Linked DNA regions of Homo sapiens: region 2 is linked to region 1. The links are chromatin loops, found by intact Hi-C in ENCODE. Cell type or tissue: HCT116. All regions are shown on one strand. Links, peaks and the distances in the headings refer to the core of each region. The heading gives the core; the rest is flanking DNA.

Region 1 (11,793 bases), core at 5,034-7,533:
AGATGGGGTGGGGGGCAGCACTGAGACAGAGTGGGAAGGAAGCATGATGAATACTGCAGTGAGGTGGACTCAAAAGATGGCTAGAGTGGAAAAACAAAGGACCTTTGAACCTAATTTGATGTAAGAAATGAGGAAAAGGGAGGCCCCATCCCATAGACCATCATGGCTCAAGCACACCCTGTATCCTGTATCCTGATGACACGCAGCCTCCTGGTGCAGTCCTGACCTTTCTCTCTCATCTCCTCTGTCCACTGCATCTCACCAGTCACAAAACTCCCAGTCCTCATGCTGTACAAATGCATTATTATTATTCCCACATCCCCATGCCTGCTCTTCCTCCTGTCCTTTGCTGACATCACTAATAACCCACTTGCCTGAGTCAGCACCCAGTACATTCTGGGGCCCACAGCAGAGGAGCTTCCACGAAGACAGAGAAAGAAAGATGGAGAAAGGAATGAGGATGGCAGGTGAGGGTGGGGCTAAGGGAGGAGAGGCAGAAGGAGGGGAGGTGGTCCATTAGATAAAGAACACACTGCGTTCTCCAGGTCACTTAGTGGGGGTCCAGTGGAACCCCCATGAAATCCTTTCAATGGCGAGGCACATGCAGAGGTCAGTGAGCTGAGGAGCAAAGGGGAGGAAAGAAAATACCACCCACTTGGAGGATCCCAGGCCTCCTGCTTATAGGCTTTTGCCCCTCCTGGGAAGACCTCCCCTTGCTCATGGCCCATCTAATTTTCAGGACTCAGAGCAGGGCCCTCTTCTGGGAAGCTCTCCCCTGCACCTCGCACCTCGGTCTATGCCTTGATTGGGCCAGATGTGCCTAAGTCCTCCTATAGGGCCCACTGGGCTCCTCTCTAACAAGGCATGCCACACACCTCATTATATTACAATGATCTGTTTTCTTCTCTGGTCTTGGGACTATGAATACACATCTTTAGATTCCAAATGCCTAGCCCAGTGCTGGCAAAAAGAAGGTGCTCAACAAATGAATGAATAAATGAATGAATGACAAAAAGAAGAGAACAGAATGTAGGCTTTTCCTTCAAAAGCTCCAATGAGAAAAGGCAAAAAAGAGAGAGCTCAGCTGCTGGAAGGACAGGCAGGGTCAAGGAACGGGGAACCTGATCCTGCAGACAGGTTAAGGATGGAGAAGATGGCAGAAAACTGAAGATGTGAGGAAGAGGGAGCAGGGGCTGGCTCATGGTCCTGGAGGAGGTCAGAGCACAGAGGAGTGAGGATGAACCTGGAGCAGGGACAGAGAAACCCCCCTTTCTGAGACTGGCAGGAAAGGGATGATGTCAGTGAGGTTTGGGGCAAAGGAGAGGGAAGAACATTCTGTAAGTTGAATAAGTTTATGCCCTGGTACCTCATTTTTCTGCAAAAAAATACAGGAGGAAGGGTCATTTACTAAGTAGCAAATAGACATATAAAAATAGAAATAGAAAATAAAACAAATAAAACAAAATGACAAAAGTTTAGAATAACTGCCCAGGAAAAAGTAACTAACATTCGTTGAGCATTTGTTATTTGCTAGAGATCACAGGCCTAATTGAGCCCCCCTCAGATTCATGTGTTGAATTCCTAACCCCGAGTACTTGAGAATGTGACTGCATTTGAAGAGAGGACCTTGACACAGATGATTACTTTAAAATGAGGTCAGTGGGGTGGGATGTAATCTGATCTTGCTACTGTCCTTACACAAAGAGGGAATTTGGTCACAGACAGATGCAGAGGGAAGACCGTGTAAGGACACAAGGGGAGGGTGTCCCACCTGCAAGCCTAGGAGAGAGGCTGATATGATTTAGCTCTATGTCCCCACCCAAGTCTCATGTCGAATTGTAATCCCCAATTTTGGAGGAGGGACATGGTGAGGTAATTGGATCTTGGGGGCGGATATCCCCCTTGCTGTTCTCGTGATAGTGAGTTCTCATGAGATCTGGTTGTTTGAAAGTGTGTAACGCTTCCCCTCTTGCTCTCTCTCTCCTGCTGGCCATGTAAAGTGTACCTGCTTCCCTTTCACCTTCTGCCATGGTTGTAAGTTTTCTGAGACCTCCCCAGAAGCAGAAGCTTGTACAGCTCACAGAATCATGAGCCAACTAAACCTCTTCATAAATTACCCAGTCTCAGGTATGTCTTTATAGAAGTGTAAGAACAAACTAATATAGAGGCCTCAGATGGAACCAACCCTGCCAACACCTTGATCTCAGACTTCTGACCTCTAGCCCTGTAAGAAAATAAATATTTGTTGTTTAAGCCACCCAGTATGTGGTACTTTGTTATGGAGGCCCTAGAAAATGAACATACCAGGAATGGTGCTAAGAACTTCAGCTCAATGATCTCATTTCAGTCAACAGCCCTTTGAGGCAGGTGCCATTTCCATGCTTAGTGTGCTGTGAAAAAAGTGAGGGCAGAGCTTGTGTAAGGTCCCCAAGGGCACAACACCTGTGCACAACTGTAAACACTACATGACCAAAGACTAGGTCAGGTCTTACACCAATCCATCCATGCTGCAGAAACAGCACCACTGAGCTGCCTAGATCCAGGAGCAGGAGGGCAGGTGCAGCCTGTGGTGTGGGCGAGGCAGAGGACACAGTGTGAGGGACCAGTAGGCTTGGGCAGGAAAAAACACTTATGACCTGTTCTGGAGAACCAGAGATGAGTCTCACCTTTGCCACTGAAAAGAAGAAAAGGGGGTCTGACCTGCATCAGGCTGGAGACCTCATTTCATGGCACCATCTAGCTGGTCACGGTGCCAACCTGGGGTGCCAGAAACACAAGGGCAACAAGGTGCAGGGAGGCGACACTGAGGGTCCACTCCCTGTTCCTGGACAAGTCCCCACCACACAGCCCACGAAGGACGCTATCCTCTTCCACCAGCTCCAAGGTGAGATCAAGGGGCTGGAGGCCACCCCACCCCCACCCCACTTGCTACCAGAGTTCTGGCAGCATGACTTTGTATAAAACGGCTCAGAAACTGGAGACAAAAGGAGGAGGCACGACTGTGCCCTGAGCACGGGGATGAGTTTTCCCTAGGAAATCTTGGGTTGGGGCATCATACAGATCTGCTCAGGCTTCCTCCCTTGATTCCTTCATGGCTCTGCCCTAACTCACCTGAAATCACCAGAAGGATCTCCTACCAGTGGAAACCTGATGTCTAATGACATCTGGGCCACGCTCCCTTGCCTTTTGTGTGCCAACTCAACAGGGTAGGGAGCCCTATCCACTCTGAAAGTGGCCATCTACTCGTGATTTGAAAACTTCCACAATGCACTACCAGCTGCAAAGCCAAAGCAAGCCTCCCTGTAATGTGTCAGGGGACCACATCCTCCGACCTATTTCCTCAATGGCAGTGGCCTCTGTGGCTTATCACTGGGCCACTAAGCAATGACACAGAGGGGAGCCAGTCCTCTAGGGAACTCCTCTAGTCTCCCACAGCATCAATTGTTTAGCAGATTGAGCTCACTGTTTTCCTCGGGGTTCCAAGCCAGCCCCAAAGGATGACATGCGGGTAGGGTTCTTTTTCAAAGCATTGTAGGGTGGGTTTGGAGGCAGGTTGGGAGGAGAAAGGAGGTCAGTCCTGACCAGTTCTGATCAGTCCAGGAAGGGCGTGGGCAAGTAAGGAAGGACAGCACAGGCACGTGATGCTACAGAGAGAGAGGTGACTTTGGAGCAGCTGCAGCCCAGATGGAAGCTCCTGGCCACACTGCCACCTCAGCATCTTGCCGAGGCTGGCACAGTGCTCACCGTCTCCTCCCTAACAGCCTCAGCAACACTTCTGGGCAGGGATGTTGGTGAACCCTTAGCAGATGATGCTTAAGCCTGTGAACTCGAGGCAGAATTCTGTGAGTGACCCTGAGAAAGGTCCTCCCAGCACTTCAGCTTCTCCGAGGTTTTTTTTTTTTTTTTTTTTTTTGAGACGGAGTCTCGCTCTGTCGCCCAGGCTGGAGTGCAGTGGCGGGATCTCGGCTCACTGCAAGCTCCGCCTCCCGGGTTCATTTCATTCTCCTGCCTCAGCCTCCCAAGTAGCTGGGACTACAGGCGCCCGCCACTGCGCCCGGCTAATTTTTTTTTTGTATTTTTAGTAGAGACGGGGTTTCACCGTTTTAGCCGGGATGGTCTCGATCTCTTGACCTCGTGATCCGCCCGCCTCGGCCTCCCAAAGTGCTGGGATTACAGGCGTGAGCCACCGCGCCCGGCCTTCTCCGAGGTTTTAAGTGAGGCATGCCTGGCTGGACGCTGCACTAAGTTACACTTTCAGTCACACAAATGAACAGACCACGGCATTAACAATCATCAGCACAGTGTCCTCAAAGAATTAACAAAGCCTCAGGAAGGATATAGAGAGCTTAAGCCTTAGTGGAATCTGGATTATATTATTTAAGGAATTAAATCAGAAATAATTCAAAAAGCTTCATTTGTGAAACTTGCATCCACTCCAGATGTTAAGAAATGACAAAAATAAAATGCTGTATTTTTCGTGTATGTGTGTGTGTATATATATACAGAGAGAGAAAGATAAATTCAAATTTTATCAACTGTTCCAAATATATAAGTTACTTCATGCATATCAGGAAGCTGAATACAGAACTATGAGCCTCATAAATGCCAGCTGATTATGTTCCCAACTCAGAGTGTCTGGGCAGATTGGGCAAGTTTTCCCCCTGAGCAATCTGCTGTCTGCATTTCTGCGCTCCTTCCTTGGGGTGGGCAGGAGGGAAGGGTATGTCAGCCACTCCCAGCTCACCCCAAATAAGTGGCCTGAGGGCAAGCAAAGGATTGGTGAGTCCAAGGACTCTTTCTGAGGAGGTATATTTTGGTGAATGACTATCACGAAGCCCTTTTGACTTAAGCACATGGTTCTCCATTGCCCCAATATTAGGTATTTGCTAATTAAAGTACAGAAATGCACACATTTAATACTGGTCATCAGGTGTATTCTGATGGGTCTAATGGGCTATTTTTTTTTTAATTCCACACAATACCTTGAATAATGAATGAGGAAATTACCTACAAGACCAGATCACAGCCAGAGATGAATGTTGGCAGTGACATGAAGAAGGCTGAGAACAAATGATTAGGTTTAGAAAATCCCAGCTCATCAACTCTGGTCTGCTCTTCAGTACCTAAGAATGGTGTCATACACCCAAGAACAGCTCCATGTTCAAGCACTAACTCCAGGCCCAGATGTTGTCTCGGTGGCATAGCAAATAATGGAAAGTTGCTCATTTCTTTCCCCATGAAGAAAGTCAAGGTTCGGAAGCCATCATAAGTTAATAGGACTAACGTTCTCTACACAGTGGGCACAATTACATTGTCAACAAGAGCTCTGTGAGTATTCAAATGTCAGCTTTCTTTACAGACTGGGTAGATAATAAGCAGAATGTCATTGTCCCTGAAAGAAATATTAAGGAAGTATTACTAACGATCCATTACAAATTGGTGTCAATTTCAAATATGTCACTGTGTTGACAGGATATAAATAATACATGAAGAAAACACTTGCACATTAAGAATCGATTTTCTGCTTTGTGCAATTTAGAGTTCCAGTTTTTTTTTTCTTTTCTTTTCTTTTTTTTTTTTTTTTTTTTTTTGACGGAGTCTCACTCTGTCACCCAGCTGGAGTGCAGTAGTACGATCTCGGCTCATTGCAACCTCTGCCTCTTGGGTTTAAGCTATTCTCCTGCCTCAGCCTCCCAAGTAGCTGGAATTACAGGCACGCGACATCACGCCCGGCTAATTTTTGTATTTTTAGTAGAGATGGAGTTTCACCATGTTGCCCAGGCTGGTCTCAAATTCCTGGGCTCAAGTGATCCACCCACCTTGGCCTCCCAAAGTGCTGGGATTACCGGCGTGAGCCACCGTGCCCGGTCTAGAATTCCAGTTTTTCATTCAATAAGTCTACAATGTAGTACTCTTATAATATTCTTTCCATTCTCACTCAATACTAGATTACAATTAAGAGAGGAAAACTCAGAAATCATACACAGCAGAATAATTTGCTATTTTACCAATGAAATAGAATTTGAACACTCTCAAACAACCAACATGTAATATCACAATTCGCCACTTGGTGTCACTAGACCTCCAGGAAACTCAAATTTACACTTACCCTGACAAGAGATTACGTTAGATTTCCACACCTTTTTTTCTGTAAGGCCCCATTTCACACAAAGATATTACAAAATGACAACGGCATGAATTATCGGAATGATGGAACTATCTTCTAAAAGGGTAGTAAACTCAGGTTAACTCCCAAACAGAATACACACCTATTACCTTACTAGTAAGAGTAATAACCACCAATTATTGAGCACCAGCCACAGTGCTAAGTGCTCTACCTATATTGTCTTATCTAATCCTGAAAACACGATCTTCCTTTAATGGTAGTTGTCTTTATTTTTAAAATGAGAAACCTGAGCTCTGCAGAGGTTAATAACTTGCCAAGCTGTTCCCAGTACCCAATCTCACATACAGATCTCTGCTAAGCCATGAGGCCACAAAACAGAAGCTATGTTTTTGGTCTGGAGAAATATTCTCCACCTGGAAGACAACCCTTACCCACAAAAAGGCAGTAGCCCAAGGGCTGTCAACGAAGTGCCAAGCGACTTTCCAATGACTATTAAAAGTAAAAGAATACAGCCCGGGATTCAGAAGACCCGGCCGGGGAAGGACTAATCAATGAGGTTTCATGGAAGACAAGGGATGTCAGCTGATCTCTGCATGGGGTTCAGAACTGAGACAGCCAGAAAGAGGACATGTGAATGGGGTGAGGCGCAGAAAGCTTCTAAACAGCCACTGCCATTGCTTGGCAAATGCATGACAGCCAATCCATAAACAATATTGTCCCAGAGCTATCCTTTCCCGTCAGATCCCAAAGGCCCACTCGTTTCTCACTGCTTTCCACTCCCAGTGCCAAAGTACTGACTCATAGCATTTTTGGCTAAAAGGGAAGGAACTGAATTTTCTTTTTTACTTTTAAAAAGATGCTGAGCTGGCTCCTCAGTCAAGTGCTGATGATTCACTGCGAACAAATCCCAGTGGCGAAAGGCCAATCACGGTCATTTACCTTATTCAAATCTTAACAGCTGGAGAGCAGTGAGTTTTTGCAATGTGGTACCCTGCAATAAGGGCTGAAAATGACCTTTGTCTCCGCAAAGGCAACCACATGCAGGCGGCCTGGTTCCTCTTCAACTGGACATGAAGGATTCTCTGAGCAGCTCTGGCACTAAGTCAGCTGGACCTGAGCACACTGGCTCTTCTGTGATTCTGGGAAAAACATATTACAACTCAAAGTGTGCTGTTGAAAATATAACAAAATCCCATCTACTTGGGACCAATAGGAGATACACTTTTATTTTTTGTTTCCATAGTAAAATACACATAACATAAAGATCTCCTGCCTTAAACCATTTTTGAGTGTACAGTTTAGCAGTGCTACGAACATTCACATTGTTGTCCAACCATCACCACCGCTGGTCTTCAAAATTCTTTTCATCTTGTGAAAATGAAACTCTGTATCCATTAAAAATGAACTCCCTGGCTGAGTGTGGTGGCTTACGTCTGTAATCCTAGCAATGTGGGAGGCCAAGGCGGGAGGATTGCTTGAGCTCAGGAGTTTGAGACCAGCCTGGCCAACATGGTGGAACCCATCTCTGCTAAAAATACAGAAATTAGCCAGGTGCAGTAGTACGCACCTGTGGTCCCAGCCACTCGGGAGGCTGAGGTGGGAGGATGGCTTGAGCCCAGGAGGTGGGGGTTGCAGTGAGCAGAGATCGACCACTGCACTCCAGCCTGACAGAGGGAGACCCTGTGTCAAACAAAACAAAACACGGACTCCGTGTTCCCCCCGGCAACTACTTTCTGTCTTTGTAATTTTGAATACTGTAGATCATGGTAGCAAAAGTAGAAGTAGCCCCTTCTACTTTCTGTCTTTTTAATTTTGAATACTATAGATCATGGTCCCCAGCCTTTTTGGCACCAGAGACCAGTTTCTTGGAAGAAAATTTTTCCATGGACGTGGGCTGGGTGCGGGGATGGTTTCGTGATGAAATCATTCCACCTCAGATCATCAGGCATTAGATTCTCCTAAGGAGTATGCAACCTAAATCCCTGGCATGCTCAAGCAGTAATGCTCACTCATCCTGCTGTCACCTCTTGCTGTGCAGCCCAGTACTTCTTCTTTTTTTTTAATGTAATTTTTTGTTTAAAGAAGGGGTCTTGCCATGTTACCCAGACTGGTCTTAAACTCCTGGGCTCAAGTGATCTGCCCACAATGGCCTCCCAAGGTGCTGGGATTACAGGTGTGAGCCACCATGCCCAGCCCTAGTCCTGAATATGAAGACACAAATAGGTTAAAAGTAAATGGATGGGGGAAAAAAATCCCATTCCAACACTAATCAAAAGAGAGCCAAAGAGGTAATAATAATATTAGACAAAGTAGATTTCAGAGAAAAGAATATTGCTAGGAACAAAGAGAGCCATTTCATAATGCTATAAGGTTTCATTAATCAAAAGAGTGCAGCCCAGTTCTTAACCAGGGGTTGGGGACCCCTGCTCTAGGTATCTCATAGAAGTGGAATAAAAAGTGTTTTGTTTTTTTTTTGTGACAGGCTTATATCGCTTAGCATAATGGCCTCAAAGTTCATTCATTTTGTAGCATGTGTCAGAATTTCCTTGCTTTTAAAAAATATATACTTTTTTTAAGGGAAATTTTAGTATCATAGCAAAACTGAGAGGAAGGGATGGAGATTTCCCATAGACCTCCTGTCCCCACACACAGACAGCCTCCCCCACTATCAACATCCAGCACCAGAGGGGACATTTGCTACAACTGATGAACCTACATTGCCACATCACTACCACCCAGAATCCATGGTTTACCTTAGGGTTCACTCTGTGTTGCACATTCTATGAACAAATTTATGACACAGATCCACCATTAGAGTATCATACAGAGTAGCTCCACTGCCCTTAAGAATCCTCTGTGCTCCATCCTTTTTAAAGCTGAATAATCATCCATTGTATTATATATCACATTTTATTTATCCATTCTTCTGTTGATGGACACTTGGGTTGCTCCCACCTTTTGGCTGTTGTGAATAATGCTGCCATGAACATGGGTATACAAATATGTCTTTGAGACCCTGCTTTCAATTCTTTTGGGTATAAACCCAGAAATGGAATTGCTAGATCAAGGTAATTCCATTTTTAATTTTTTAAGGAACTGTCACCCTCTTTTCCATGGTGGCTGCACCATTTTGCATTCCCATCAACAGTGTACAAGAGTTCCAAATTCTCCACATCCTTGCCAACACTTGTTATTTTCTGATTATTTTATGCTAGCCATCCTAGTGGGTGTGAGGTAGAACCCTTCATTCATGTATTTTTTTAAACTCTTCCCAAGGCTGAAATTCTATGAATTTTTGAGAGCTCTAATTATAAAATATTGCAGTAGTACCTGATGGTTATAGAAATGCATTGTTCATTTAAGATTTCACCACACCCACCCGGAGGGATCCTGGGCCAGAAAGGAAGAGAGTTAAGGTGAGGTCACAGCCCCCTGGGATAGGCACTTTTCACAAAGGAAAGAGGGAACAAGGCTGGGTCTGGTGGCACGTGCCTGTAATCCCCTTGCTTTGGGAGGCCGAGGCAGGAGGATCACTTGAGCCCAGGAGTTCGTGGCTGCACTGAACAGTGATTCACACCACTGTACTCCAGCCTGGACAACAGAGTGAGACCCTATTTCAAGAGAAAGAAAAGAAAAGAAAAGAAAGGGAGAGAGAGAGAGAGAGAGAGAGGGGGAGGGAGGGAGGGAGGGAGGGAGGGAGGGAGGGAGGGAGGGAGAAAGGGCAACCGATTCAAGTGAATTTCAACTTAGTGAAGTCAGGATACCTAAAGTTCCATTAATTTCTAAAACCAGAGTGGGCCCACAGTGAGATCACAATGTGAACATTAACAAAGCAAAACAAAAATTACTATAAATAACACAAGCGATGCTTCATTGTCAATCTTTGGATTTGGAATACAATTTTTCGAAAATCTAAAACCTGATTGTTAAGTTACGTCTGTTGCGGAACGTTACAAATGATTAGGAAGGTTCAAAGTCCATTGATTAGTGTGAATTGCTTTTTTTTTGTTTGTTTGTTTGAAAGGGTCTCATTCTGTCACCCAGGTTGGAGTGCAGTGGCATGGTCTTGGTTTATTGCAACCTCTACCTCCTGGGTTCAAGCCATTCTCCTGCCTCAGCTTCCCAAGTAGCTAGGATTACAAGCACCCGCCACCACACCTGGCTAATTTTTTTGAATTTTTAGTAGAGACAGGGTTTCACCATGTTGGTCAGGTTGGTCTCCAACTCCTGAGCTCAAGTGATCCTCCCGCCATGGCCTCTCAAAGTGTTGGGATTACAGGTGTGAGCCACTGCACCCGACCATGAATTGCTTTTTGGTCTGCTTTACCTATCAAGCTTCCTGTAGGGTCCAGAACTCTTTATTATTATTATTATTATTTTAGAGACAGGGTCTCACTGTTTTGCCCATGCTGGAGTGCAGTGGTACCATAACAGCTCACTGCAGTCTCAAATCCCTGGCCTCAAGTGATCCTCCTGCCTCAGCCTCCTAAAGCGCTGGGATTACAGGCATGAGCCAACCCAGAACTCTTCAGAAAATTCAAGAGATGGACAGGAAATCCCTTCCATAAGGCTTTCTTTTGTAAGGCTGGTGGAGCATGTTAATCTCTGGAAAGCACTTCTGTCTAGGAGCCAAGTTTGGCCAAACACCTGCTGGGCCTGCTCACCATGTCCTGGTCCTTCCATCACCAAGTGCATGAGTGGAATCAGGCTCAGTGGGGACTCCTGGGCCTGAATCCTTCCATCAGAAAGTTTTTTCTAGAATGAATAAGACCTACTATTTGATAGCACCACAGGGTGACTATAGTCAATAATAACCTAATTATACATTTTAAAATAACTAAAAGAATATAGTTGGATTGTTTGCAACACAAAGGATAATGCTTAAGGGAATGGATACCCCATTCTCCATGATGTAATCACTTCACATTGCATGCCTGTATCAAAACATCTTATGTACCCATAAATGCATACACCTACTGTGTACCCAAAGAAATTTTTTAAAAAAGTTTTTTCTTGGCATAAAAGAGAACTAGTGAATACAGGAGACAGCAACGAACTGCAATCTGGAAATCTGGGTTTGACTTGACCTCCTTGAACAGGAGACTGCACTGAATTGCAATCTGGAAATCTGGGTTTGACTTGACCTCCTTGAACAGGAGACTGCACTGAATTGCAATCTGGAAATCTGGGTTTGACTTGACCTCCTTGACTATGGGGAAACTGCTCAACCACTTTGAGCCTCCAGGCCTTCCACTATGAAATGGGGCCAACACCACTTACAGTGGTGCAGGTGAGCCTATGTGAAAACTGCTGACACACAGTAGGTTGTCAATAAGTGCTCAATCTGGAACCAGAGAACCACTGATTTTTACAACCAGAGCCTAAAAGGATAACCCCAGAAAGTTCCCTTTTGTTTGCTTGACCCCTAGGGTGGGTGTCTGTCTGTCAGCCGAGGATAGGACTTCAGTCAATGTTCACCAAGTCATCATTAATAAAACGGAATCCTCTGGGCATCCTTTCAAGGTCTCTGAAAAACAGTTGTGCCCTCTGTGAGAACTTGACGAGGCCTCATTTGCCTGACATGTAATTCACTCAGACCAAATGACATTGTTTGGAGACAACACTGGGTGCCTCCACCTTGGGCAGAGCCCAGAGGAGAAGTAATG
Region 2 (11,793 bases), core at 3,789-6,288, 1.1 Mb after region 1:
AGAAGTTTATTGGCTCACGGTTCTGGATGCTGAAGATTCTAAGATTGAAGGGCTAGCATCTGGTGAGAGCCTACTTGGTATGTATGTTATCCCATGGTGGAAGGACAAAGAGAGGGCTAGAGAGCAAGGGATCAAACTTGAAGCCTCAAGTTCTTTTACAATTGGCATTAATCTATTCATGAGGGTGAGACCTCATGACCTAAACAACTTACATTAGGCCTTACCACCCAACATTGTTGCATTATGGGTTAAGTTTCTAGCACGTCCTTTGGGGGGATATATTCAAACCATAGCAAGTGTTGGCCTTGTACTCTGAACATTTACTTATTAGCTCTATTAATTTTGTATGTGTGCCTACATGTGTATATTCTTTAGGATTTCTATATATAGAATCATGTAATCTGTGAACTGAGATAGTTATACTTTTTTTCTCCCAATTTGAACACTTTCATTTCTTTTCCTTGGTTAATTGCTCTGACCAGAGCCATCCCTTCATTTTAAATATTTTGCTCACGTGATTATGGAAGCTGGCAAGTCTGAAATCTGTTGGGCAGCTGAGTAGGCTGGAATCTCAGGCAAGAGTTGATGCTGCAGTCTTGAGGCAGAATTTCTTTTTCTCTGAGTAATCTCAGATTTTGCTCTTACAGCCTTCAGCTAATTGAATAAGTTCCACCCACATTATCAAGATTAGTCTCCTTTACCTAAAGTCAACTGATTATAGATATTAAATGTATCTTCAAAATACCTTCACAGCAAGACCTAGATTAATGTTTGATTGTGTACTGTAGCCTAGAAAAATTGACATGTAAAATTAACCATCACATTCAATGTGGTAGATAGTAGTGTTAGTTCACAGGATTTTAAAACATTTTTATTTCTCACTCTCCTTCCCATGGCTTCAGTGTGGGCACAGTATACTTCCTCATGGTGATTTTGCATGTGGCTATGTGACTCATTTTGGCCATTGGAATATGAACAGATCCACTAGCAGTTGAGGATAACTAGATGGGGTCTTAGAGAGAAGCAGAAGACATGTGTGTTCTGAATCCTCTGACTGTGTGTGTGTGTGTGTATGTGTGTGTGTGTGTGTGTGTGTGTGTGTGTGTGTGTTTGTAAGCAATGATACAGAGTCCAATTTGAAAGAGCTCCTACTGGCAAAAGAAGGGACACTTGGAGCATCAAGGAGAATCAGAAAGATTTTTTTGACTGAAGTAGTTTGAAATATATCAAAAATTTCAAAATACATAAATTTCAATGCTTTTATTAAACCTCTCACTGGTCACATTGAGGATTGCTAGGGCACTAACTCATTATTCTGAAATTGCTTTTAAAAAGTTTTTAAACCAAATTTTTTGCTTTCCTACACAAACTGAAATTCAGAGTAACCAAAGAGTTGATAGGGGAAAACTTTATTTTTTATTTATTTATTTTTTTGAGACGTAGTTTCACTCTTGTTGCCCAGGCTGGAGTGCGGTGGTGCAATCTCGGCTCACTGCAAACTCTACCTCCTGGGTTTAAGTATTCCCCTGCCTCAGCCCCCTGAGTAGCTGGGATTACAGGCATGCACCACTACGCCCAGCTAATTTTGTATTTTTAGTAGAGACAGGGTTTCACCATGTTGTCCAGGCTGGTCTTGAACTCCTGACCTCAGACGATTAACCCGCCTCAGCCTCCCAAAGTGCTGAGATTACAGGCGTGAGCCACTGCGCCCAGTCTGGGAAAATTTTTTAATAGAAGAATTCCAGTGAATAAATAAAAAAGTGATAGAATATCACCATTTTGCAACCTGTGAGAAAATAATACTTCTAGGGAATAATTACTAATGGTTACCAAATAACCAAATGGGTAGAAGGTTGAAAGGAAACTTAATAGTGATCCACTTTATGTATGTGCTATTTATGTGCTATGTACTATACTATATAAATAGTACTTTATAGTATTACTGTTTATGAAATTTTTTTTTTACAAAATCCTAAATCTGAATTTAATCAAGCCTCTAGATCTAACTGCCAGTTTACTTGAAAAAAAGAGGCACAGAGTAACATGTTAAGTGATCTTTCAGTGACCAACAGTGGTGGTGGAGGAGACCCACCCAAGTCTGGCTGTGTTGGGTACTTGTGATGCAAATAACTCATGAGGAGCCTTGCTTTCCTCCTCTGGTGCTGTCAGGGCTGTTACCTTGAGCTCCCCCTACGTTAGTGGGTCCTCGATTTTAGAGTTGAAAGCTTGGCTGCCTGGCTGTGCTCTGAAAGAAATTATTTTCTTATGAGTATCACTCTGTTCCTCCTTCCCTAATGCTCGCCACTCTGGTACCATTGCTACTGATGTCACAGCTTCTTTTCTGGCTCAAGTCACTCCTCCCAGGACAGGGCAGGTGCAAGTGAAGACAGAGAAAGGGTGGTTGCAGCAGTGTGTGAGGAGGCCCTACCTGCTGGCTTGTGGACAGTTGTTCTGCCAGGTGTGCCAGCCACAGCCGTGACAACGGAAAGACAAAGCCTTCTCTCCCGCCTGACTCCCTCTCTCCAGCTGCTTTCCACACTTCCAATACCCAGATCATGTCATATGCCCCCTGTTACATTTTTTTGAGCCCCTAGTGTCCTTAAAATGAAGTCTGAATTCCTAATATGACATTTAGGCCCTCCATGGTCCAAGGCTATCCATGTTCCCAGACAGAGTCTTCCATGATAACTCCTTTACATCCTGCTGTCTTGCTGGCTGCATTGTCTATCTTGTTATAAACTTTTATTTCTCTATTTTTTTTTAACGAATGATTTTTCTTTATCTGGCATTTTCTTTTTTAATAAATTTGCCCATTGAATCTTATACCAGCCTGCTTGACTACATAAATGTTAATACCTCTGAGATACTTGCTGGAATTTCTTCCAGTTGGAATTAGTTTTTCTCATCTGTAATGGCCCCAAATGCTTTTTTTTTCTTTGAGATGGAGTTTTGCTCTTGTGGCCCACGCAGAAGTGTGATGGCACATTCTTGTTTCACTGCAACCTCCACCTCCTGGGTTCAAGCGATTCTCCTGCCTCAGCCTACCTAGTAGCTGGGATTACAGGCTCCTGCCATCAGGCCCGGCTAATTCTTTTGTATGTATGTATGTATGTATGTATGTATGTATGTATGTATGTATGTATGTATTTATTTATTTGAGACAGAGTCTCACTCTGTCACCCAGGCTGGAGTGCAGTGGCATGATTTTGGCTCACTGCAACCTCCAACTCCTGGGTTCAAGCAATTCTCTTGTCTCAGCCTCCCGAGTAGCTGGGATTACTAGTAGTGGGCGCTACCATGCCCGGCTAATTTTTGTACTTTTAGTAGAGATGGGGTTTCATCATGTTAGCCAGGCTGGTCTTGAACTCCTGACTTTAGGTGATCCGCCAGCCTTGGCCTCCCAAAGTGCTGGGATTACAGGCATGAGCCACCATGCCCGGCCTCCAAATGTTTTATTTTAACCAAGGTGGCCAAAATAAAGTCTCATTAATATTTCTCTTAGTTCTCCTAACTTTAGATAGGATTTCTTACCAACTCTAGGCCACTGACCTCCCTTTTCTTAGATCATTTACTATAAAAAAACTTTTAGGCTGTTTTTTTGCTCCTTTGATATATAACTTTTAAAAAATGCCTGTTACCAATTCTACAACCCTGGAATGTCTTTCTTAAGGAGGGCCATCTCCTTGAAATGTAATAATCAAGGAAGATAGAGCCCGTGTCTCCAGTTTCTGTAGGAGGGCAGTAACCAACTTGAGAGGGTGCTTAGCTCCAAGTTATAACAGTACCTCCTATCACGAAGATACAGTAAAGTTTGTGTTTTCTTTAGGTAAGGACAGTTAACACAGATGGCCTACTACCCCCTACTCCAGCTCTTAAAACCTCTCCTGCTAAACTTCTGTACATCAGTAGAGTGAAAAGGCAACCAACAGAATGAGACAAATATATTACAAATAACATATTTGATATATGTATAAATAAAGAATATGTAAAGAATGTCTACAGCTCAACAACAGAAAAACCAAATAACCCAATTTAAGAATGGGAAAATAATTTGAATAGACATTTCTCCAAAGAAGAGGTACAAATGGCCAATAAGCACATGAACAGGTGCTTAGCCTCACTCATCATTAGGGAAGTGAAAATCAAAACTACAATGAAATACCACTTCATATTCATTAGGATAATTATCAGAAGAACAGAAAATAACAAGTGTCGTCAAGAATGTGGAGAAATCTGGATATTTGTACCTTGCTAGTGAGAATATAAAATTGTGTAGCTGCTGTAGAAAACCGTGTGGTTGTTCTTCAGAAAGTTCAACACAGAATTACCATGTGATCCAGCAATTCTACTTCTAGGTATATACTCAAAGGAATTGAAAGCTGGGACTTGAACAGATATTTGCACACCAACATTTATAGTAGCTTTATTCACAATAGCCAAAAGGTGGAAACACTCCAAATGCCCACCGACAGATAAATGTATCAATAAAATGTGGTTAATACATGCAATGGAGTATTAGCCTGAAAAAGGAATGGAATTCTGATACATGCTACATTATGGATGAACCTTGAAAACAGGCTAAGTAAAATAAGCCAGAAACAAAAGCACAAATATTACATGATTCCACTTATATGAGGTATCTAGACTAGTCAAATTCATGAGACACAAAAAGATGAATGGTTTACTAGGGGATATGGGAAGGAGGAATTGGAAGTTATTATTTAATGGACATAGAGTTTCTATTTAGGGTGATGGAAAAGTTCTAGAAATGGATAGTGGTGATGTTTGTACAACACTGTGAATATACTCAGTACCACTAAATTGTACATTGAAAAATTGCTAAAATGGGAAATTTTATCTTATGTATATTTACCATAACACAAATATTAAAAAAAAAAAACCCAAACCCAATTATCTTCCCCTTTGTTTCAGTGGAGTTGAGTTCATGCTATATTCTGGTCTCTCTCACCTATTGCAATAGCCTTAAAGTAAGTCTTCCTTGACTATGTAACTTTGTCCAGGCCAATTTTTGCTTAGACAGTGTGCATTTCTGGCATTGCATTGAACATACTGTGAATTGTGTTCAGCTACTTGAGCACACATCTGCTTCTTTGTAAGCTTTTAAGCCTTTTGAGGTCAGGAAGCATTTTGTAGTCATATTTTTATCATCCAGGATGGATGACCAGGTGTCCTTACAAATTAGGACCCAAAAAATTCTGAAACAAAATTATTTCTATTTTATATACAGAGTTTGCTTGTATATAAGTGACATCTTGTGGCACCAAATGGAATAGTCAGTACTGTATTAATGTTTTCTTTGAACAAATAATGCTCTTTTTAGAGATCCAGATCCTACATATCTATTTTAAAGCTTGCCTAAAATAAGCATTGTTACAGTCAGAGGGCAACCAGTTAGTGGTATTTCTTAATTATGGTTTCGTCCACTTGGGTAGACCCTACCAGGGACAATTTGTGGCTGGATCAGGTCTGGTAACTTATTGATTGTGGCAGCGGGTGGTCCGGAGAGGCCACTGCCACCCCACCGGCTGCAGTGGGGAGGTGCGAGGGGTGGCAGCAGGAACGGCTGTGGGAGCAGCAGTGGCGGTGGTGGGTCCCCTGTGCCCCACGTCCCGGAAGCAACCTCCTGTGCTGCCCCCAAACTCATGCAGCCAGGTGGGACCCGACCCTAGGCCCGGAGCTTTCATCACTCGGGACTCTGGCCCCACACTGCTGCTCTCACCCACGCACTGCTGCTGTGGGGAGGGCGTGGGGAGGAGGCGGAGCTGGGCCCGGGGCTGTGCCACGCTTCACGCTTCACGGAACCAGCGGGAGCCAAGGACAAGCAGGAGCCGCCCCGCAGCCCCTTGGGGGCCGCCGCTATGAGGCCAGGCCAAGTCGCCCAGCCCAGAGGGGGAGTGATGGAGCCACGCGATTGGGCACAGAGGAGTGGGCAGAGAGGCACCCAGCAAGGACCTGGAGCCCCCGCCCCAGGCTGTGAGGAGGCATGGCCCGGGCTGCCTGCACATTCCACAGAGCAGGCAGGAGCCCCACCTTCCCAGGTGCAGGACCCAGGCCGTCTGTGGGATCTGTACCCTTGAGGTCAGGAAGGCCCCCCTGTCCCCACAGGCTCGGGGAAGCCTGCTCCTGCCTGGCCTCTCCCTGTTCCCTGCACTGCTTTGATCTTGGAGCTGGGTTGGGGCCAAGCTCAGGGCAGTGCTGACACGCCAGCCCCCTGCTGCCTAGACCCCCTCCGGACTTTGGGCACTGAGGAGTACAGGGGAAGCCGAGGGGTGGCTGAGAGCAGCTTGGTGCTGGCCTACAGGTGCCCCTTGACTCGAGCATTCTGGGCTCCATGGACAGCTGCAGGAGGCAGACAGGCTGTTAAGAGGGTAGAAGGGGGCAGGTCCCTGGTTAGGCCAGGGAAGGCCTGAAGGCTTGGGGCTGACTGCCCATCCAGTTGATAGGAGTGGGAGGTGGTGGCTTTTCTGGCCACCCGCCATGGCCTCTCATAGACCAATCAGCGGGCACTTCTGAGGCCATAAAAGCCCAGGACTCAGCCAGAGCTGAACAGATGACGGGATGACCAGCTGCAGAGAGGAGCTACCCTCTCTGCTGGTAGCTGGACCATGGGAGGAACAGCTGCAGAGAGGAGCCACTCTCCCTGCCAAGAGTGAACACTTGTTGGGACGACTTGCCTGCAGAGAGGAGCTACCAGCTCTCAGTTAGGAGCTGAACACTTGACGGGACATCCTGGCTGAGGAAAGGAGCTGCCCCTTGTGGGAGACTGAGCTGTTCTATCGCTCAATAAAGCTCTTCATCATCTTGCTCACCCTTCACTTGCATGCGTACCTCATTCTTCCTGGTCACAAGACAAGAACTTGGGACCCACTAAATGGCAAGGCTAAGAGAACTGTAATACAAACAGGGCTGAAACATGCCCCTTGCTCCCCACGTTACAGGCAGAGAGAAGGAGAGCTGTGGCCCTTTGGGGAGTCTAGACCTGGGAGCTCCCTGAGCCAGGGCTGTGACTCCTTCTTTGAGGCCCTGTGGTTCCTGGCATCTCCAAGCTTCCAGGCACCACTGCTTTCCCTGGTGCCAGCCAGGGAAGCTCCTTGTGGTGCGCCCTGTCCAGCTGCAGCCTCACTGAGAGCCGGCGCCTATGCTGGCATCTGGAGCTGCCCGCCCCATGGCAGCAGCTGCATGTCTGACTGCGCAGTGGCCAGACCCCGTGCTCACACACACAACTCTTGCTGCTCCATGCTTGACTCACTGTCTCCCTTGGAGGTGTGGGATCCAGGCCAGTAGCATGAGCTGAGTACAGCCTGCTAGGCCAAGTGGGCAGAACGAGCCCAGTGGGCTGAGCAAAACTTGGGCAAGGCCTCCACCAGCCACAGGTTTCCAGCCAGGAGAAGGACACCTCAAAGATCCCATAACATTACCAAACTTGAAAGAGATTTCCCTAATCAAAATTATTAATTTATTGATAATTAGCAGAAAGATAATAGCTGAATCCAAGGAAAAGAAGAAGGTGGGTAGGCTATAAAGGCAAGAGAGCCCTTATATAATAAAGGCAACAGAACTTACAAAGATGCCTGATAAATGTCAGGTGCATTGCTAATTCCCTTGTTTCGACAAGGGAAGATTTGGGGCTTGAAAAAATACCTGGAGTTGCTGGTGTTTTAGTGAATATTCAATTTATTAAAATTATGAGTTTATAAATTTAGATTTCTTAAGACTTTAATCTCAAAATGCTAATTTTATTATAAATTCAGAAACTTATTTCAATTAAAAAGTCTCTTTTTCTTAACACCTCAGGGGATTCTTAAGTGCCCTGGAGTGTGAGAATCATTGTTCTGTAATGTATAATAATTTTCAGCCTTTTTTTTTTAAATAAGTAAGGTTTCTAAATTCCAATTAATGAATCTCTATTGACTTGTTTTCTCAGTGAGGCTGTCAAAGGGAAGCTTGATAGCTTTGGCATGAAATTCCATAGCATGTGTGGTTCTCATTGACATATGCTAAACCTGTTTCCTCCAGCCAGCAGTGGTTTCAGGGGAGTGTGTCTGACTTTTTCCTGAGGGTGACCCTGATAAAGAAAGAGAGAAAAAGAAAAGAATAATAAAGCAGGCATTGAAAGCAGAGAAACGTAGTGGTCCCCACTGTAGAATTTGATTCATTTCTTGCCCCTTTCTTCCTTTATCCAGGCAAACTTATTGAACAGGCATTCGTATAACTGGGCCACTGCCTGCAGAACATCGCCAGGATTTGCTCTGATTCACGTTTGCATCTATTAAAACATAACCTTTGGCACATTAAAAACTAAGAGTTTATTTGAGCAGACTGTGACCATGAAACAGGCAGGGAATGGCTAGGGGCTCACACAGAAATAGAGGCTCCTGGAAGAGGTTGAAGGAAAAACTTTTATAAGGTGAATGTGAAAGCAAAGAAATTATTTGTCTGGTTAAAGTTTGAGCAATTGCCTTATTTGGACTATTTCAGTGAAAGATTCAAGACAATATAAATAATGCCCAATTGGCCATTTGTGATTTGCTGAGATAAAGTTTAAAATTCCGTTAGGTTTCAGTTTGCTTATGTAGGAATCCAGGGTGTCAGAGCCACTTCAGTCTAATGGCCTCCCATTTAGTTATTTTAACACATCTCTAATGCCTACTCCAATCTTGGTGCTCAATATTCATTCATTAATAACTATTTCCTGAGAGCCTCTAATATACTAGGTATGCTTCTAACTGCTGGGAACATTAGCAGTGTCCAAAGGGATAAACATGTAGGCCCTCAGAGAGATACTTCCTAGAGGGAGAAATGAATAAATGAGAACACATAGTACATTATGTGTCTGTGTCCTTCAGGAAAAGGCCGCCAGCCACACACCTGTGGTTGAATAACTAGGGTTTGTTATTTTTTGCAGAGAGGGACAACAGTCACCATAGGGACTCATAGGGGGCTCAGAAAAAGAATGTAATCTATTATAGGATTTGGGCTTTAGCTGGCAACTTGGGGCAGGTTCTCAAAGAGTAGAGCTTTGCTCTGGATTTAAAGTTGTCAGGAAGTAGGGGAAATTCTGATTTGGTATCTTAATAAATCTTATGTGTAGAGAGGACAGACTAGATTGAGGCTAAAGTTGTACTTGGTAAAGAAGCAGCAGTCATTAATTTTAGCCAAAAGAAAAGAGGTGTTTGGTAATTTGTGGGTTGCACAGTGGCCTTGTTTTTATCTCACTTTATCAAAATCTGAGAGTGTCCTTGTCTGTTGTTGATGGTCTATGAAATTGTTTATGTACAGCAGGAGAATGGGGCCAAGCTGTGAGCATCAGGCCAATTGCCTGATGGCAGGGGCTTTCTCTTTATCAGATGATAATAAGTGCCATGAAGAAGAAAAAGAAAGCAGGGAAAGGCATATAGGGAGTGCTGGATGGAGAGAGGCAGGAATGATGTCGACTTAAAAACAGTTAGTGAAGGCTAATTAACCTGTAAGCAAAAAAAATCTGAAGGAGGTGAGAGAGGGGTCAACAAGTGAAACGATGGGGAGAGCAGCAGGAGAGATGGGAGAAACCACATTCAGAAACAGTGAGGAGACCAGTGGGTTCAACAGTGAGTTAACAAAGGTGAAATAAATACTTCTAAGGACTTCACGAACAGCTGCCGATGCCCAGATGTCTGGTTGCCCAAGGTGTTATCTGAGACTGAAGAAACAGACTTTCCCCCTTCATTCCCTGAAACTCCCACTCCCTTACCCTTTGGCTGCATAAAAACTCCCTGCTTCTGCTTCTTCCTTTTTTTTTGAGATAGAGTTTCACTCTTTTGCCTAGGCTGGAGTGAAGTGCTCTGGGCTCACTGCAACCTCTGCCCCCCAGGTTCAAGCGATTCTCCTGCCTCAGCCTCCTGAGTAGCTGGGATTACAGCTGCCCGCCACCACACCTGGCTAATTTTTGTATTTTTAGTAGAGATGGGGTTTTGCCATGTTGGCCAGGCTGGTCTCGAACTCCTGACCTCAAGTGATCCACCTGCCTTGGCATCCCAACATGCTGGGATTACAGGCGTGAGCCACTGCGCCCAGCCCCCGCTTCTTTTGTTAAGATGGATTTGAAAAATCTTGCTCTCCTGCCTTCTTGCTTTGGCCATATCAAATCTTCCTCTATCTCTGAGCACCTGTGTGTCAGTATTTGGCGTCAACTGCACGTCGGGTACACGAGCCTGAATTTGGGGTTTTATGACACTCTGATGATGTCCTATCTCATTAAAAGTCCTATCATCCCCTAATTATCCCACACCCCCACTGCCTTTCTGAGCTCATTTCCTCTGTGTCCCTCATTCACTCCACACTGGCCTCTTTTCCTGTTCCTAAAAACAGGGCCTTTGCATCTGTAATTTTTAAAATTCCAGTCATAAATAGTTCACTATATATATCTAAGAGATAATTTTAAGAAGCAATCATATTATATCATACCTTAAAAGTGAACTATAGTTCTGTCGTATCATATAATATCCAGTCAGTTTGCATTTCCCTATTTTTCACGATTTAAAAAAACTGTTCAAATCAGCATCAAAACAAGGTCCACAGATAGCATTAGCTTAATATGATACTTTTAATCTATAAGTATCTTAGGACACTTTAAATCTATAACAATAAAACTTTTAATTGTTTTCATCTATAATAATTTTCTCTTCTAGCACATTTCTTATGTTCTTTTGTGCAGTAGAACTTTCCACATTCTAGATTAGTGGTGTCTAACATGTTTACCTGCCTTTTTATTTCCTCTAAACTGCTTGTTGGACCTAGACACTAGATAAGATTCTGGACTGATTTTTGTTTTTTGCAGAAATATTTCATAGGTGGAACTGGATTTTGCCTATTGCATTATATTAGGAAGGTTATAATGTTGGGCTCTTTTCTTTTTTTGTGCCATTACGATTGTTCAGTAGGTTGAGGTATTTAATTAATTCAGTTTAGCCACTAGAGGTCAGGGCTTGATTTAAAAATAAATACTGTACTAAACTTGATGAAAGATCTAGACAACTTTTGATCTGTAAAGGAGTAGAAAATTCTTTATTATTAATGAGATGTCATTACTAGGAATTTCTGCCTAAAACTTTTTTGGTTCTTAAATATACAAATGTTCATTGCTTTAAAGGTCAAATACAGTTTTTCCAAAATAGTTTTTCCATCGTTAGCCATTATCAATACTCTAAATTTCTGTTTCCTAGATTTAAATACTACTGTATCCCAGGCATTTAAGTCAGTTTATAAGCTGCTTTAACTATATACAATACCCTAGTTAAAATGGTAAAATAGGAAAGCTAGGACAGTGAGAAAAATACTGGTTAAACCAAACATGGAAAAAAGGACTGAGCAGCCAAGGAGAGGAGGAAGTCAGGTGAATTCACAAAACTGTAGTTGCAGCAGGAGGCAAGCAATGCTTCTTATCTGGGACTGTCTTCAGGCCCATCTCCCACAGCTGTATCCAGAGCTTTGTGTGAAACATACCTCGGTCTTGGCTGATCAGCGCTGTGAGTCCAAAGGTGTTCTTCAATTTAACCATATTGAGAAGTTTGAGTAGGGATGATAGTCAAGGTAGATGTGTGTTTTTCTTGTTTTGCAGAAGTGGGACAAATTTAACTTAGTGATGTAACTCTTATGGTAAATTACTGGCCAAAAACCTAATGCTAAAACTATAGATGAGTACAATTATAGTGACAATACACACATTTTTAGAATCTTATCTTTTCTTCAGTTATAATCTTAGAAGTGTAGAAAAACCTGAACTAAACTCAGATA

What was found. A loop is a pair of places that touch in the nucleus more often than their neighbours do. Peaks named below come from ENCODE experiments on the same cell type or tissue, not always from the same donor. Only the 100,000 strongest peaks of a DNase experiment are listed, where the experiment ranks them.
Region 2: a loop joins it to region 1, with 16 times the contacts of the local background. A loop is called at or near these places in 2 of 110 quality-filtered maps.

Annotation. Positions count from the first base shown.
Region 1 is chr13:35,972,636-35,984,428 of GRCh38, forward strand. All of the region lies in intron 3 of DCLK1 (doublecortin like kinase 1), which reads right to left. Among named protein-coding and RNA genes, the nearest start is that of DCLK1, 150 kb to the right of the region's middle. In HCT116, for the core only: a CTCF peak has its summit at 6,073 (motif pointing right); a DNase peak (open chromatin) is centred at 6,106.
Region 2 is chr13:37,063,925-37,075,717 of GRCh38, forward strand. No RefSeq gene overlaps it. Among named protein-coding and RNA genes, the nearest start is that of SUPT20H, 10 kb to the left of the region's middle. In HCT116, for the core only: a CTCF peak has its summit at 5,267 (motif pointing left); a DNase peak (open chromatin) is centred at 5,257.